2 separate regions of the Homo sapiens genome follow, and region 2 is linked to region 1. Evidence: chromatin contacts called from ENCODE Hi-C data. All regions are on one chromosome and are shown on one strand. Each heading gives the region's core, a stretch centred on a gene start or an enhancer-like site at or near the end of the contact. The rest is flanking DNA. Distances are from core to core; before and after follow the strand shown.

Evidence for each region. Hi-C counts contacts between places; a loop is a spot of excess contacts on that map.
Region 2: a map of PC-9 shows a loop between it and region 1 (3-fold over the local background). The contact joins the enhancer-like site here to the promoter of ADAMTS9 in region 1. A Hi-C loop is called at or near these places in 1 of 168 maps with a recorded cell type or tissue (PC-9).

What each region holds. Positions count from the first base shown.
Region 1 is chr3:64,686,057-64,693,253 of GRCh38, forward strand. ADAMTS9 (ADAM metallopeptidase with thrombospondin type 1 motif 9) reads right to left here and starts at 1,944. Exons shown (of 40, transcript NM_182920.2): 1 at 1,487-1,944; 2 at 512-912. The coding sequence starts at 1,601. The region is part of intron 1 of ADAMTS9-AS2 (ADAMTS9 antisense RNA 2); the gene reads left to right.
Region 2 is chr3:65,141,431-65,148,627 of GRCh38, forward strand. No RefSeq gene overlaps it. Among named protein-coding and RNA genes, the nearest start is that of LINC02040, 30 kb to the right of the region's middle. RefSeq lists an enhancer at 4,837-5,596. Within about 2 kb of position 4,846, at least 2 of the 41 ENCODE cell types and tissues checked have a DNase peak (open chromatin) inside an H3K27ac peak, as active enhancers do; they include PC-9, where a contact is called at or near this core.

The sequences.
Region 1 (7,197 bases), core at 694-3,193:
TGAGAGAAAGCGGGGACTCTAGATTACGCACCGCCCTCCACAACACACACTGAAGGAACTCCCAGTGCCTTGGGCAGGGGATCCTCAGCCCCACATCCCCGATGCAAGGCGCACCAATAAGGAGTCTGGTCCGCCCTGCGCTCAGCGGCTCCGCTCCCGGGTGGCCAAGTTTGCTGCAGGGAACCGCAACTCCAGTAACTTTCTCCGAGTTTGGAAACTGACTTCCAGGCCGCCTCGCAGCGTTGGGCAACGCGCCGCTGAACCGAGTCCAAACTCCAGAAAGCTCTGAAACATCCAGAAGCCCCTGGGGGCGGGTGTGTGCGCTCCACGCCAGTGTACTCGCACGCACAGAGCTAGCTACCCAAACCATACGAGTTTCTAGCTGATATTTAACGCCGGAGAGGAGCGGAGCCTCGCCACAGTGAGGGTCTCTAGGCTTAGAGGACAATTAAGTCTTCTAGAAGCGGGCGAGGAGGCGGAAGGGGAGAGGAGGTGGCGCGCGCCCACTTACCATTCCTGAGCAGAGGCTGATGACGGCCGTGTGCTCGGAGTTGGTATTGACATAGCCTTTGTAGAAACAGTGCTTGAGTTCCGCTTCCTCTTCGGAATAAAACTTGGTCTGATTCACCCCGGGCGTCCCGAGGAGGGTGACAGTGAACAGTGGAGCGATAAATCCGGCATTGGCGGTGAGATTAAATAGAAACTGCTGGCCGAAGGCAGAGAGGCGGTAATGCGCCTGGGAGGAGGTAGAGGAGGAAGAGGAGGAGGCGAAGGCAGGCCAGGGGTCAGTGGCAGAGTTAATGCTCCGTCGCGTTCTTTTGAAGTGGACGTTCGTGGGAAAGGGTTCTCCGAGAGCGTTCACTCGGATGGGAGACACGATTTCGTATTCGCTCAGGGTCTCTAATAATTTCACTGCGGAGAGAAGCAGAGGTATATGAACCAATAATTCATTTTTCCTTAAGCTTTAATTTAAAACGAAGGTGGGGACTTTGTTCTGACCTTATTTTCCAGCCCATTCGAGTCAATCCCTTCACCCTTAATCAGTGGACAAATATTTGCTGAGCACCTACTATGTGCCAGTAACAGGACCTGTGCTAGGTGCTGAGGATACACTATTCCGAGCCAGACAATTAACAAGTCAAAATATATATGATTTCAGATATTGATAAATAACCTGAATAAAATAAAACATGACGCTATCTGGTGCCCCCAATTACTAAGTTACTTTAGTTTGCGGCGTGGGAGTGGGGATGGGGATATATCTGGCAACAGCAAGGTAGGGGGGGGTTGCCTAAATTCGTTTCCATAGTGTCCCTCCCTAGCAATTGGTTGGGGATGACCCAAAGAAGGGAGAGGCTGCAAAGCGGGAGATAATTCTTTCTAGGAAAAGGAGAGAAGCCTCCGCTGCGGGGTGCCCCTGCCCAGGAGCGAGGACCGGGAGGCGGCGTCGGGGCCGGCGGGGTCCCGGGGGCCGGAGCCTGGTTACCTTGCCTCGGGTGCAGCCTGTCCTTGCGCACGGCCGCCGCGGCGTCTGGGCTCCCCATCTCGGCCAGGTCCCGCACCAGGAGCGTTAGCAGTGTGGCCCAGGATACAAACTGCATGGTGCTTCCCACCCCTCCCTCCGCTGCCCCCACCCCCCTCCCTCCTGCCCTCCTTGGCTGCGGCGGCGACGCGAGGCAGCGGCCGTGGAGAGCGCGCGGAGCCCGGCGCCCGCCGCCAACTTTTGACTTTAGGAGTCGCTGAGGTCTCGCTGCGAGGGTCCCGTCTGCGCTCGGCTGAGCAACGCCGCCGCCTGCCGAGAGCTGAGCCGCTCGGGCCGCAGGAGGAGCCGGAGGAGCAGGAGGAGGAGGAGGACTGGGGCTCGGCTGCTTGGCCGCATAATGCCCAGCGAGCGGGCAGGAGAAGGCGAGGAACTTGCGCTCCGAGGCGCGCCGGGCGCCCTGTGCTGGCCGGGATAGCTGAGCGGCTTCTTGAATGGGGGGCTGGGGGGGCGGAGGCGGGGGGGCCGCGGGTCCACAGCCTCTCAAATGCCCCCGGTGCACGCCTCTAAGAGGAGGAGAGGGGAGGAGAAAGCGAGACGAACGGGGACCGCCTCCTTCCAGACCATGTCCCCTCCTCGGCCGGCCCGTGCGGGACTCGCAGCCGGAGGCCCTGCCGGCTGCAAGAGGCGGAGGCCAGAGGCGTCACCAGCGCCGGGGCAGCTGTTCCTGGTCCCCGCCACCTCGCTGAAGTGGGGTTTTCTGAGATTCCCTGCCCCGGGGAGGGAAAGCAGGGAAAGTTCTCTCCCTTTCCTGGCGCGCGTGCAGCCACTTCCCCTCTCGTCTTTTTCCTCTCCTCTCCTCTCTCTCCTCCCTTCCGAGTCTCTTTTTCCTCCTCCCCCTTGTCTCTCTGCTGCTGTGCCTCTCGGACTCTGTCCCTTCTCCCCATTTTCCCCTGTGATGTCTGTCTTCTCCCCGCCCCACCGTGTCCCTGTCTGTTTCTCACATTTCTCCTTTTCCTTTCCTTTCTCTTCCGTCCCCATCTCTTGCCACCAGTCCCCATCTTTTGGTTTCTTACAAGTGAAAGTGGCCCAGCGCCGGAGCGCCTTCCCTTCCTACACTTTTTCATTCGGGAAGAGATTTGGCACCTGAGCTCCGCTCTCGATTTAATCACCCCAAGTCAAGAGTTTTAGAAATGGGGTTCTTAATCCTGCAGGTCGGAGTGTGTTTCTAATACGTGGTCTCTTGAAAATTTCGCAAAATATTTAAGCTGTGCTTTCCACCAACCTCTGTCACCATTCATGGAGGGTCCATAGCATTCTGTAGGTCCCCTGCCCCAAAAAAGGTTAAGAACAAATTTTGGCAGCAAGAAGGGGCGGGGACTCTGGCGCCCCTCACTACCAGGGGGTTTAGAGATGGGAGGGGAAGGGGGGATGGAGTGTAAAGTTGTAGATCCCTGTGGGAGGCACCAGTCCCTGGAGGGATTTCTCAATCACTTCCGCTTGCTTTCAGCCTGAGAGATGCTTGGAAAGACTGGGAAAGACTGAAAGCAGGCGCTTCAAGCTACACCTTCGTGTGTGTGTGTGTGTGTGTGTGTGTGTGTGTGTGTGTGAATTGTTCAATCTTGGGTGGTTCAGTGGCGCCTTTTCTTTAACCAGCCCTCAGGAAGATAGAATTTCAAGATAATTTCAAGAGGAAAGACATGACAATATCGTTAAAAATATATAAATATATGACTAATAAATATATATTTGCCCAAGTATCCTAGAACGGGGGTTGAGGTTCTGTTGCGTGGTAGGTTAGCACTCAGGACTAGAAATACCAAAGATTGCCAACACCAGGAACCAAATCGCAATATGCTAGCAATGTCAACTATTCTTGAGATACTAATACATATATTTCTTCTGGTGAAGGGTAAAAATGACTTGGCAAGACGAATTTGCTAAATAATTGTTAACCCAAATTGATAATGTTACCATCGTCTTATTACTGGAATTTCATAATGGATATGTAAAATGTAAGGATGGAAAAATAACATCTGTATTGTGCACAATTAGAGATTTTTAGAGAATGGCATTTAAACCTTGAACCTCCAAATTAATTCACTAAAATACGTTTCTTCTAATACACAATCTTTCTTTTTATTATAACAACATTCCCCACAATCACAGTGTCTGGGAGTTGCTGAAAATTTAGTAAGGAACAGAAAAATATCAAGAAATCAATCTATTGGCTGATTCCTGTGGAAAATATTCCAGTACTTCCATTGTAAAATTACTCAAAAATATAGCACTTTCCAGTATTTCCCATTAAATCTTTTTTTCTCTTTCAGTTCAAATCCTTCCTGACAAAGAGAAGTTAACTAATGGTATAGAAATTACGATATGTAGGGACAGAAGCCTCCTTTGTGTACTCTCTCTCCTTTGCTTTCTTTCTAGGACTTTGCTTGAAGAATGAACTTTGTCTACAGTTTTAAAAAATTGATCCACAAGAGCTGATAGGCCAGAAAGATACAAAATATCTCTTGGTGAACTCCTGAGGTGACCAAGAACCTAGGTTTATGAATTTCTCATCCTTAGTGAGTCTACCCATCTTTTCTTCAGTGTATTAGCTGGCTTCTGCATTTACATCTGTAAAAAAGTCTTAAAGAATCTTAGGAAAATGTCTTTTAAATCGTGAGACATGAAAAAGACAGTTGAGCTAACTAAGCAAGTCAGGCAAAAATCTTTTGTCTGAATAATTACTCTTTGTCTAAATAAGTACTCTTATTCAGTACTTACCATGGGGTAACATATAGCATTTAATTTAATTCTCAAAACAGCTCTTTCAGGAAGTCAGTGTCAGTAATCTCATTTTACCAATAAGGATACCGAGATCTGAATAAGTGAAATAATTTGACCCCCCTCAATCCAGTAAGTGAGAGACACGATTCAAACTCCGTTTCAGTCGTTCAATCCAAGTTCATAACTATTATCATATGTCATGAATAACTGATTAATCAGAAGCACTGCTAGATTTTTGGAGGGTTGCTTTGTGGGAAAATGGCTAAAATCATTCAGAGAATTGCCTCAAGCTTTTATTGCATGTATAACTTTTCTTTAGCTCTCTCTTATTCTTCTCATGCAAAGTATTTAATGAAAATCATGTCAGCGATTTCATTGATATTTCACAGCTTTTCCCTCAGCAGTTAGAAGAGATCTGGCACATAGTAGGTAGTCAATAAGTATTTATTAAGACTAGGCATGGTGGCTCACACCTGTAATCCTAGCACTTTGGAAGGTTGAGGTGGGAGGATTGCATGAGGTCAGTTCAGCGGTTCAAGACCAGCCTTGGCAACATAGCAACCCCTTGTCTCTACAAAAAAAGAGAAAAGAAATAATAAAATGAAATAAAATAAATTGGCCCCTCATAAAAATTTGCTCTGAAAGAAGCAAACCTTTTCAAGGTCACCTGGAGTTAAAGGAGGGACAGTTTTTAGCCCGTTTTCTTCGTGGGACTTTACTGGAATTGAATGGTATTGTAGGTTAAGTGGAAGTATTCATTGGCTGATTCGTCATGAAAATTAGATCCCAGAGGAGTGATGAATGATATTAGTCACTAGGGAGAGATAATCCGGCCAATGGAAATGACAGTGATGACATCACAAATGACTCTGTTTGCCTAATGCCACTGGAAACAGCAGGAAGGAGACTTGAAGCAAAGCCATCAATTTCCACAGAAAGGGGAAACCCACACCCAAATGGTAGGGAGGGCCCAGGAGCCAGAATTCAAGTGAATAGTTTCCTGAGTGGTCAGCAGCGTCAGGTGATTTGGGGAACAGATAAGCCCCTGGTACTTGGTAGCACTGCATTCTGGTCAGTGAATCACCAAGCTGGGACCTGGTGCTGGCTGAGCTCTGTGACCTTGGGCCTAAAGAATCTTAGGGAGATGTGTTTTACATGACAAGAAATGAAAAGGACAATTGTGCTAACTAAATAATTTGGGTTCCAATCTTTTGTCTGAATAATAATAATGAGAATCTTTTCTTGAGTACTTACTATGTACCAGACCATGTGTACTATGTCCTCTCTGATCCGGTTTCCTATTTGCAGACTGCAGCAGGTAGAAACTGTGTTGTCTTTGTTTGCCCTGTGAGTGAATGACCTTAGTGTATTTTTTAAAAGTCTTCTAACTACTGACTTCAAGCAACAGGTACTGTAGAGAAAGTAGTTTGTATCATTATTGATAATAACAGTAGATTCCCTTCATTGAGTTCTTTGTGCTAATTATTCAATCCTCATAGCTATCCTGCCATCTGGGTTTTACCCTCCTCATTTTACTTACAATGAAAATAAGACCCAGCAAAATTAAAGTGACTTTGCCTGGCATTATGGAGTCAGAATGTGCAGTTGGGATTTACACTGGGGTCCAGTTACCTCCAAAGCTTGTGATCTCCATTAATCAGAGCAGCCTAGTAACATAAAGACTGTCGCCTAATTGATCTTCATCATTCAGCATTTATATTTGGCCTGATGAATACCATCTGTGAGAACATCATTTTTTCTTCTAATGCTAAATCTAAAGTTCTAACTAGCTTTTCTTGACCCTACTCTGAAAGTCATAGTTCCACTTTGGAGGTGGCTCTGTATAGCTCATGACCAGCTTATAGCAGTTCTACGAAGGTGATCCGATCTTCAGCCTGTTCACTCAGCAGGAGCTCCTTGTTGACTTGTCATTCTAGAAGACCATACTCACATTATTGCTCAGGCTTTAAAACTCCATATGCATCCCACTAATCTTTCCTTTGACTGTATTCTTAGGGCTTCAAATCCTTTTTCTCCTCCCTCTACTATCCTTGAAATGAGAGCTTCACACCTGGGGTTCAACATCATAACTACAAATGGAATTCAGAAGTGCTAGGCTTCTAGCTTTGATCCAAACTACTTCCAAACTGCAGCCAAATTAGCAACACAATGTGTGCAAATACAATTTTATTATTCTCTAAAAGTGCACATTTGATGTAGACAATTGTTAAATATATGGCATCTTTAACTAGCGGGGAATCTGATAACTCTAGGAGTATTTTGAGTCATGCCAGAGTGCTTTATGCTCCCTGAGTCCAGAATTTTCCCTTTCCTAGTTTGGTTCACATGTGTTGTTGTGTTTTGGTGTCCTTTGTTAGTCTTTAAGGTACACAAGGGCAAAGGACAAATCTATTTTCTCCATGGTTACATAGTAGGCACTTCACAAATATACCTTAAATGAGCTTACTGTTGCCGCTAATTTGGTTCTAGTTTTCAGAGCCAGGTTTTTTGTTTTTAATTTAGAAAAGCCATTCTTTTACACACACACACACACACACACACACACACACACCAGGAATGATTGAAGTAATTTCTGTTTCTTACTGTATTATTATTACTCTTAGGAGGCAAGTCCTGCTTTAATCAGAATCATCATGATTCCTTTTTTCTGGAATGAGACATTTCCAGAGCTAGGCTTTCCCCAGTGGGTACTTCAGGATCATGAGTAACAAGGCACAGGGCCTCCCTTAATTGCTGAGCACAGCAAGTAAGAGTTACACCTATGCTGTGGGCAGTTTTGGTATCCTTTGCGGGTCCTAAAGAGAAGGTAATAATGGTTTCCTGCCTCATAGGGATGTTATGAAAATGACTTGATCAATGAAAGTGTTGGCTTAGTGCCTGGCATACAGGAAGTAAGAATGTTCAAATCAGCGGGC
Region 2 (7,197 bases), core at 3,596-6,095, 460 kb after region 1:
GATGGAGTCTTGCTCTGTTGCCCAGGCTGGAGTGCAGTGGCATGCTCTTGGCTCACTGCAACCTCCACCTCCTGGGTTCAAGCGATTCTTCTGCCTCAGCCTCCCGAGTAGCTAGGATTACAGGTGCACACCACCACGCCCGGCTAACTTTTGTATTTGTAGTAGCGACGGGGTGTCACCATATTGGCCAGGCTGATCTCGAACCCCTGACCTCGTGATCCGTCTGCCTCAGCCCCCCAAAGTGCTGAGATTATAGGCGTGAGCCACCGCACCCGGCCACTTAACTTTTAGGAAGTTCACTTAGAGGACGGGAGAGTACCCTTTGCCACTCCTTGCTCTTTACTGCTGGTTAGAATGTAGATGTAAAGGCTGGAGGTAAGCCGCCATCCTAGACCATGACATATATGGGAAAGAAAAACACATGTGACAAGATAAGTAAGATAGAAGAAATCTTGTTCTCTTATGCCATAGACCATGCCATCCCTGGGTCGACTGCCTCTAGCTTCTTAAATGTATGAAAGAAATTCACTTCTATCTTCTTTAACCCTCTGCTATTTGGGGATTTTTCTGTTATTCCCATGGAAATGTAATCTAATCCAGTGCTGAATATTAAACACTCATTAAGCTCCTCTGTGAAGTTATTGTACATTTTTAGAAAATTGGCATATTCATAATTGGAAGATAAATTTTCCCTTCAGAATTCTAAGAAGGAGCAAAGCTAGTATATACCATAAGCAATTTTTTTAATTGTAATTTTGAAGTTCTGGGGTACATGTGCAGGATATGCAGGTTTGTTACACAGGTAAATGGGTGCCATGGTGGTTTGCTGCACCTATCAATGCACCACCTAGGTATTGAGCCCAGCATGCATTAGCTGTTTTTCCTAATGCTCTCCCTCCCTCCACCCCAACTGCCAACAGGCCCCAGTGTGTGTTGTTCCCCTCCCTGTGTCTGTGTGTTCTCACTACTCAGCTCCCATTTATGAGTTCAACCATTGTGGAAGACAGTGTAGCAATTCCTCTGAGATCTAGAACCAGAAATACCATTTGACCCAGCAATCCCATTACTGGGTGTATATACCCAAAGGAACATAAATCATTCTATTACAGAGATGCATGTATGCATATGTTCACTGCAGCACTATTGACAATAGCAAACTATTTAGAAGAACAGCTGCATCATGAGTTGAGATGTCCACTTAAAAGAGAATCACTTACAAAACACATTCCTCAAATCACTGCATACTACTAAACAAAGCAGTTTCTTGAAAAGCCAACTTATAATAATAGAAGCAAGTAATCACCTTCCAACAACCTGAGCAAGTCTGCTCACAGCATGATAGCTAGCTATTGTTTACAATGGTGGCATCTTCTTTTGTTTCTGTCTTCCTAATACCAGATAAATTTTATAAAAGTCAGGATTCCATCTCTGTGTATAATTTGGGACACAGCTAATCTGGAGACAAGAATGGATGCAGTCCTAATTTCATCTTTACTTGCCTGATTACCTCCTGTGTTTTCCTATTTGATAAACCTCACACAGGAAAAAGAACAGCACAAGACCTGAGTCAATAAGCCCAGGAGCCCTACTGGAAGACTACGGCACAGAGGACAGAAGGAAGGACACACACTGCCACTCATTGCAAGACCACGGAGTAAGAGATATTTAGAAGAATTACTGCCAGACTTTCTCGATATCAGTGGTAGGGTGTATTTGAGCTTTCAAGCCTGTGGACACTGGGAAGGTGAGCAGCTTTGATCCACATCTAACTCCCTAACTTCTGAGGAGGTACCCGTGTTAAGCTGCTCATCTGAGGTTAAACTTTACTTCCATGCTTCCAAAGCAAACCTAAGTCTGAGAAAGGTGAAAATGAGTGTGGGCTAAACAAATAAGCAAAACCTTTTAAAGGCCTCACTGGTCTTTGGCTTAATTCTGCATCCCTCAAGAGAAAGTTAGGAAGGGCAGAAAAGAGCCAAGGGAACACAGAATCTAATTCTGCTTTGGCAACAGAGGAAACGATTGGGACTCCGAGAAGAGGTGAGTCCACCTCGTCCACATAGCTGGTGACTGCAGAGCTGGACCCAGAAAGGGGCATTCAGCTGCTCAGCCTCCTCTCCAGCATCATGCTACATGGGGGTGCCACCACCCCTGCCACTTCCTTCCTACCGGTAGTACCCATCATAAAATACCAGCATATCCTTGGGAGTCTTAAAAACAATGGGTATACGATGTCATGCTGAATTCTGCCACCACCTTCCCATCTTCTCCTGAACTTTCAAGAAGGGCTGTGCCCTGAGACCTGCTGTGGGGACAAGAGATATGGGAGAAAGAGCCATAGGCATTACTGGCAGGCTCAGCCTGTGGAGGAAATGGCTTTGTGCTGGCCGCAGCCTCCATTCATCACTCACTTAGCAAGGCCTGCCAGAAAAAGAGGCAAGACCAGTCTACTGCCGTTGTTATCCCCATTTCACAGATGGGAAAACCAAGGAATGGAGGGACTAAAACACCCTCATGATTCAAATCCAGCCCTCCTGATTTCCAATGTGGTACTCTTTCCATTATACTACTCTTCTTCCAGAAAATCTCAATGTAAAATTACCCAAGATTTCTGCATTCTCAGAATGCAAGAAAGTTCCATTCCTAACAGAAAAAAACAGGCTCCTATTGTGGGTTGAATTGCATACGCCACTCCCCCAAAAAGGACATCCTAACCCTCATGTAATGGGATTGGTGCCCTTATAAAAGAGGCTTGAGGGAGTCTGTTTGTCCCTTCCAACAGGTGAGGACACAACAAGGCGCCATCTTGAAAGGAAAATGCAAACCTTCACCACACACTGAACCTGCTGGCGCCTTGATCTTGGACCTCCCGGGCTCCAGAACTATGAGAATAAATTCCTATTGTTTATAAATGACCTAGCTGGTGGTAATTTGTGATGCCAGCCCAAACAGACTGAGGCACTGGTAGAGAGATAAAAGCACCCATATGGGGTCTCTTGGCCTCAGGCTGTAACTCCAACTCCCTGTGTAACCTTGGGCAAGTTACTTCCTTTCTCTTTGTCTCCATTTTAACAACAATGAAGTAGTAGCTCCCTTGTAGTCTGAAATGAAGATTACATGAAATAGTGCATATTAAAACATGTAGCACAGATAGCACATAATAAGGACTCAAAAATTTTATAACTATTACTAATTTTTCAGGGCAAAGTTAAACACAAGAGAGAAAAAGGGAAAAGTTTACAAACTTAATAGAAGCCTCAATAATCAACTTTTTCCTGTTCCTGATTATACCTAGTCCAATAAGATAGCTATTAGATACATGTGAGTATTTAAATTCAAATTAATGAAATAAAATGAAATAAAAACTTTTCAGGCACACTAGCCAAATTTTAATAGCCACATGTGGCTACTAGCTATGAATAGAACATTTCCAGGATTGCAGAAAGTTCTATTGGATGGCAATGTTGCCACACTTGCTGCTTGAAGGCCTTAGGTAGAGACTTTCCAGACATGGGAGCCAAGATGCCAAGGGGATGTTATTTTCCTTTCAGCTTATAAAGGATTTCCAATGCTGCATCAGTAAGTAGACATCTTAAAAAATCCCTTTATCAGGAGTAAACATAAAAGTCAGTTCTTATCACAACTTCAAATAGAATGCATAACTACCAAGAATTTTTCATCTACAGTCAGAGATGCAATAAGCCACAAAATGGAGTGTGTATTAATCATGGCAATACCAGTGTATGAATAACTTCTTTAGTAATATCCACAAAAATGCAAAGGGCTTTGAGTTTTAGGAACAAGAATTGGTACAAACACATATAAACCAAGCCCCACATTTACTGTGAATAAAAAGAGACCATTCTGGTGTAACATATTGGCCACACAAACACATTTTTAAGTTTCAGAACCTGGGCTGAATTAAAAACCACATGGAAGATTATAGCTAAAATAGGGAAAAATACAATAGTAAGTGATAGAACAGAAATCAAAGTGACAATGTAGTTTACAAGTTTCCAGTTAGATGTCATCTAAAATGTTTTGTTCACTGTAATTGGCCTATCAAGAAGACATTATGCAAGGAACAGCTCAAGAAACAGCCCACGATGTCTCTCATTTTGATACAATTTCTGGAGGGGGAAAGAATATAATCAAGTCATTTCTGTTCCAATCAAAAGGGGGAAGTCATGGTTCAAGAAAAAGAAAATCAAAATAGAGAAATAAAGTTTATGTTCTACTAATCAGAGATGAGATTCAGAAGGATGACTTGACTTTTAGAAGAGAGTTCAAAAAACCCATTTAACTCCAGGCATAAGAGGGCAATAAACTCATGATGCTAATAAGCAGAATTGTAGATAAATGGAGTTTAGGTCCCCCTAAGCCTTTTATGGCAAGAGAAAGGCCTGACCAAGAAACAAGAGTGATAAGACATAGATGACATTGGAAGTAAACCCGAAAGGGTCAGCATGGACAGCCTTATCTTGCACAGCCCACCACTAAATGAGTTTCTAAGAACAGGCAGTGGAGATCAGCTGTGGGTATCTGTCACAGTCCTCCTATCAAGATTTCCTCTACTCCAGGAAATGATCACATCCCTTCCATCATTTGTACATCAACTAGACTCTCTAGATCATCTTCTTTCTGTCTCATAAATGTCTGTCTGGGAGGTGGGCGGGTCTGGAGAACAGGCCCCAGCAAATTTCTGACACCACCCTCTATAGAGTTCTCTCCCTAAAAAGGAAAAGAAGAACAAGAAAAAAGAATAATGAAAGAGAACCCTTCTTAAAGAGGAGGAGCTCTCTCATTACAAATCCACCATTGCCTCTCCGACAGCTCAAAGAGAAACTGCAGTGATTTCCACATCACAGAAACTCAACGTTAAGTCTCCACATTCCTTTCCTATTACACCTGCCTGCCACCTGCAGAGATGTACTCATCTCATTTCCTGAGAGGGTTTCTGCACATGGCAAGGTGGCCTCAAGTTAAAGGAATGATGCAGGTCAGGAGACACACAGTACAACTCTTTGAAATGTTTATGAAATCAGATCCTGAACTTGTCCTCCCACCATTATGTTGCATGACAGCTATCATACGCCTGCAATTTGCATTGCTGAGAAACAAACAAGAAACTACATGATTTGTTGCTGGACACCTCCCTGTCTATATAGAAAGGGTTTGTTTTTCCACCCGCATGAGAGGTTCCAGCCTGTTCCATCAGCTAGAAAACATATGCTTTAAGATGACATATGTGTATTGCAAGATAATGACCAAGATAATTACTAAATTCAATAATGTAGTTTAAGTTAATAAAAAGCTGAAGTATTAGAAAGTGACACCAAGGATATTAAAACTTGGTAGAAATTCTAAGAACATTGAATAGCCCAATAGCCAATCAGAGCAACAGAGGTTGCTGGTTTTAATGGCATATTAGTGATAAGGTCAGAAGTAGTCTAGCTTAAAAGAGATCCCAGTTTAAAACCATCCTGAGCCCTATCTCAGAACTTCAGAAGCCACCTCAGCAGGTTCTCAACCCCACCCCAATTCTATTCCTTCTATTTTGCCAAGGTCTCCACAGCCTGATGGCTTCCTGATCCCCAAAAGAGGATATCCAAATGAAAAGACCAGGGGATTATGTTTAACTATTCTCAGCCCCTATCTGCCTACATGTTGTAAAAAGCAGTACATACATCTGTTCAGCTATTATCCACATGAAGGACACAATCCGTGGATAGATTCAAGGAAAAGAACAATTCACTAGCAATACTAACAAACTAATCCAAGTAACAGCAAAAATCACTGTGTGCTTCCTAGGTACTACCTGGCACTATTCTAATGCAATTTATGTATAGCTTAGCTTCTCCTTGTGACAACACTACAAAGTAGGCACTACTGTTATTAACTTCGTTTCACACATAAAGAAACAAAGGCATGGAGAGATTGAGTAATTTGCCTAAGTTCACATACCCAGGCAGAAAGTTTCCAGAGATTGTGTTCCTGACCACTAACTCTGCAGCTTGCTAAGGGACATAAATGTGACTGCATCTTTTTCTGAGGAATACCCTAAATACCTTAAATTTAAGAGTAGCCTACATACCCTAAATACAACTCAACAAAGTGCAAAGAGACTGACAGTAGCACAAGAGTGAGAACTTTAAATTCACACAAATATATATGTTTTAAAAGAAGGTTACCTTCAGACATTGGTAAAGAGAGGGTCACTACTATCTGATGGCTTGACACAGCACTTATACCTGTATATCCTTGCTCTGTGGTCAAGTTCAGTGGAAGGTATAGAACAGAAGTCACCAGTGAAAGCCCATTGGCAGGTCTTGAATACATGTTCTATTCTGCCCATATGGTATTTTAAAGTTTTTTAAAACTTTGCTGCCAAAATGTAAAAGTTGAAATTTTTCACATAAATATTCAGATTTTAGACTTTTCTAAAAGGAACAGGTTTGTCCACACTGCACACGTCCTCCCTTATGCAACACTTAGAGCTGAAATGTAGGTCTGTCCTTTAGATGGGGCATGTGCTGTAGTTTGTCATACTCACCACTACTCCCTATTGTCATATATATGACAGCTTCTCTTATGCATGTTTCCTACTAGGTTCCCATAAAGCATTGAAACATATGAGTCTGATTTAGAGGAAAGGAGAAGTCATAGAGAAAGGATTCTGAAAAGGCAAGATAAAGGGATTTTGGTTCTAGCTAGGAGACTGGTAACATCACCTCACTCCCCATATATTCATTCTTTAAATGGGAGGCCAGGCTAGATACTGTCTAAGGTTGCCTAAGTTTAAACTCAAATAGGGGATTGAAGCAGTACATGGAATGTCCCAGCAGTGAGAAGTGAGTCTGTCACTCTTGCAGAGGCCACCTAGGACAGGCTCTCCCTGTGCATTGCCTGACCAAGAGAACTGACTTGGCTCAGTTACACGGAACACCCTCCTTACTGCTAGGGATTGAGAGGCAGTTCACTATGTTGGTTCTCAGTGTTGTATTAATATTTAGGGTACTTCTCAGATAAGAGATAATAACCCTTCACGCTACAGTATTCTAAGCTTCTCAGTTTCATCATGGTATCCATAGATGAATAACTTTTTGCTTTTTATGCATGCATACATGCACAAATTTATTAATCCATTCAATAAATTAAATGAAGCTCTAGGCACTGTGCCAGTCACTATGATATAAATCT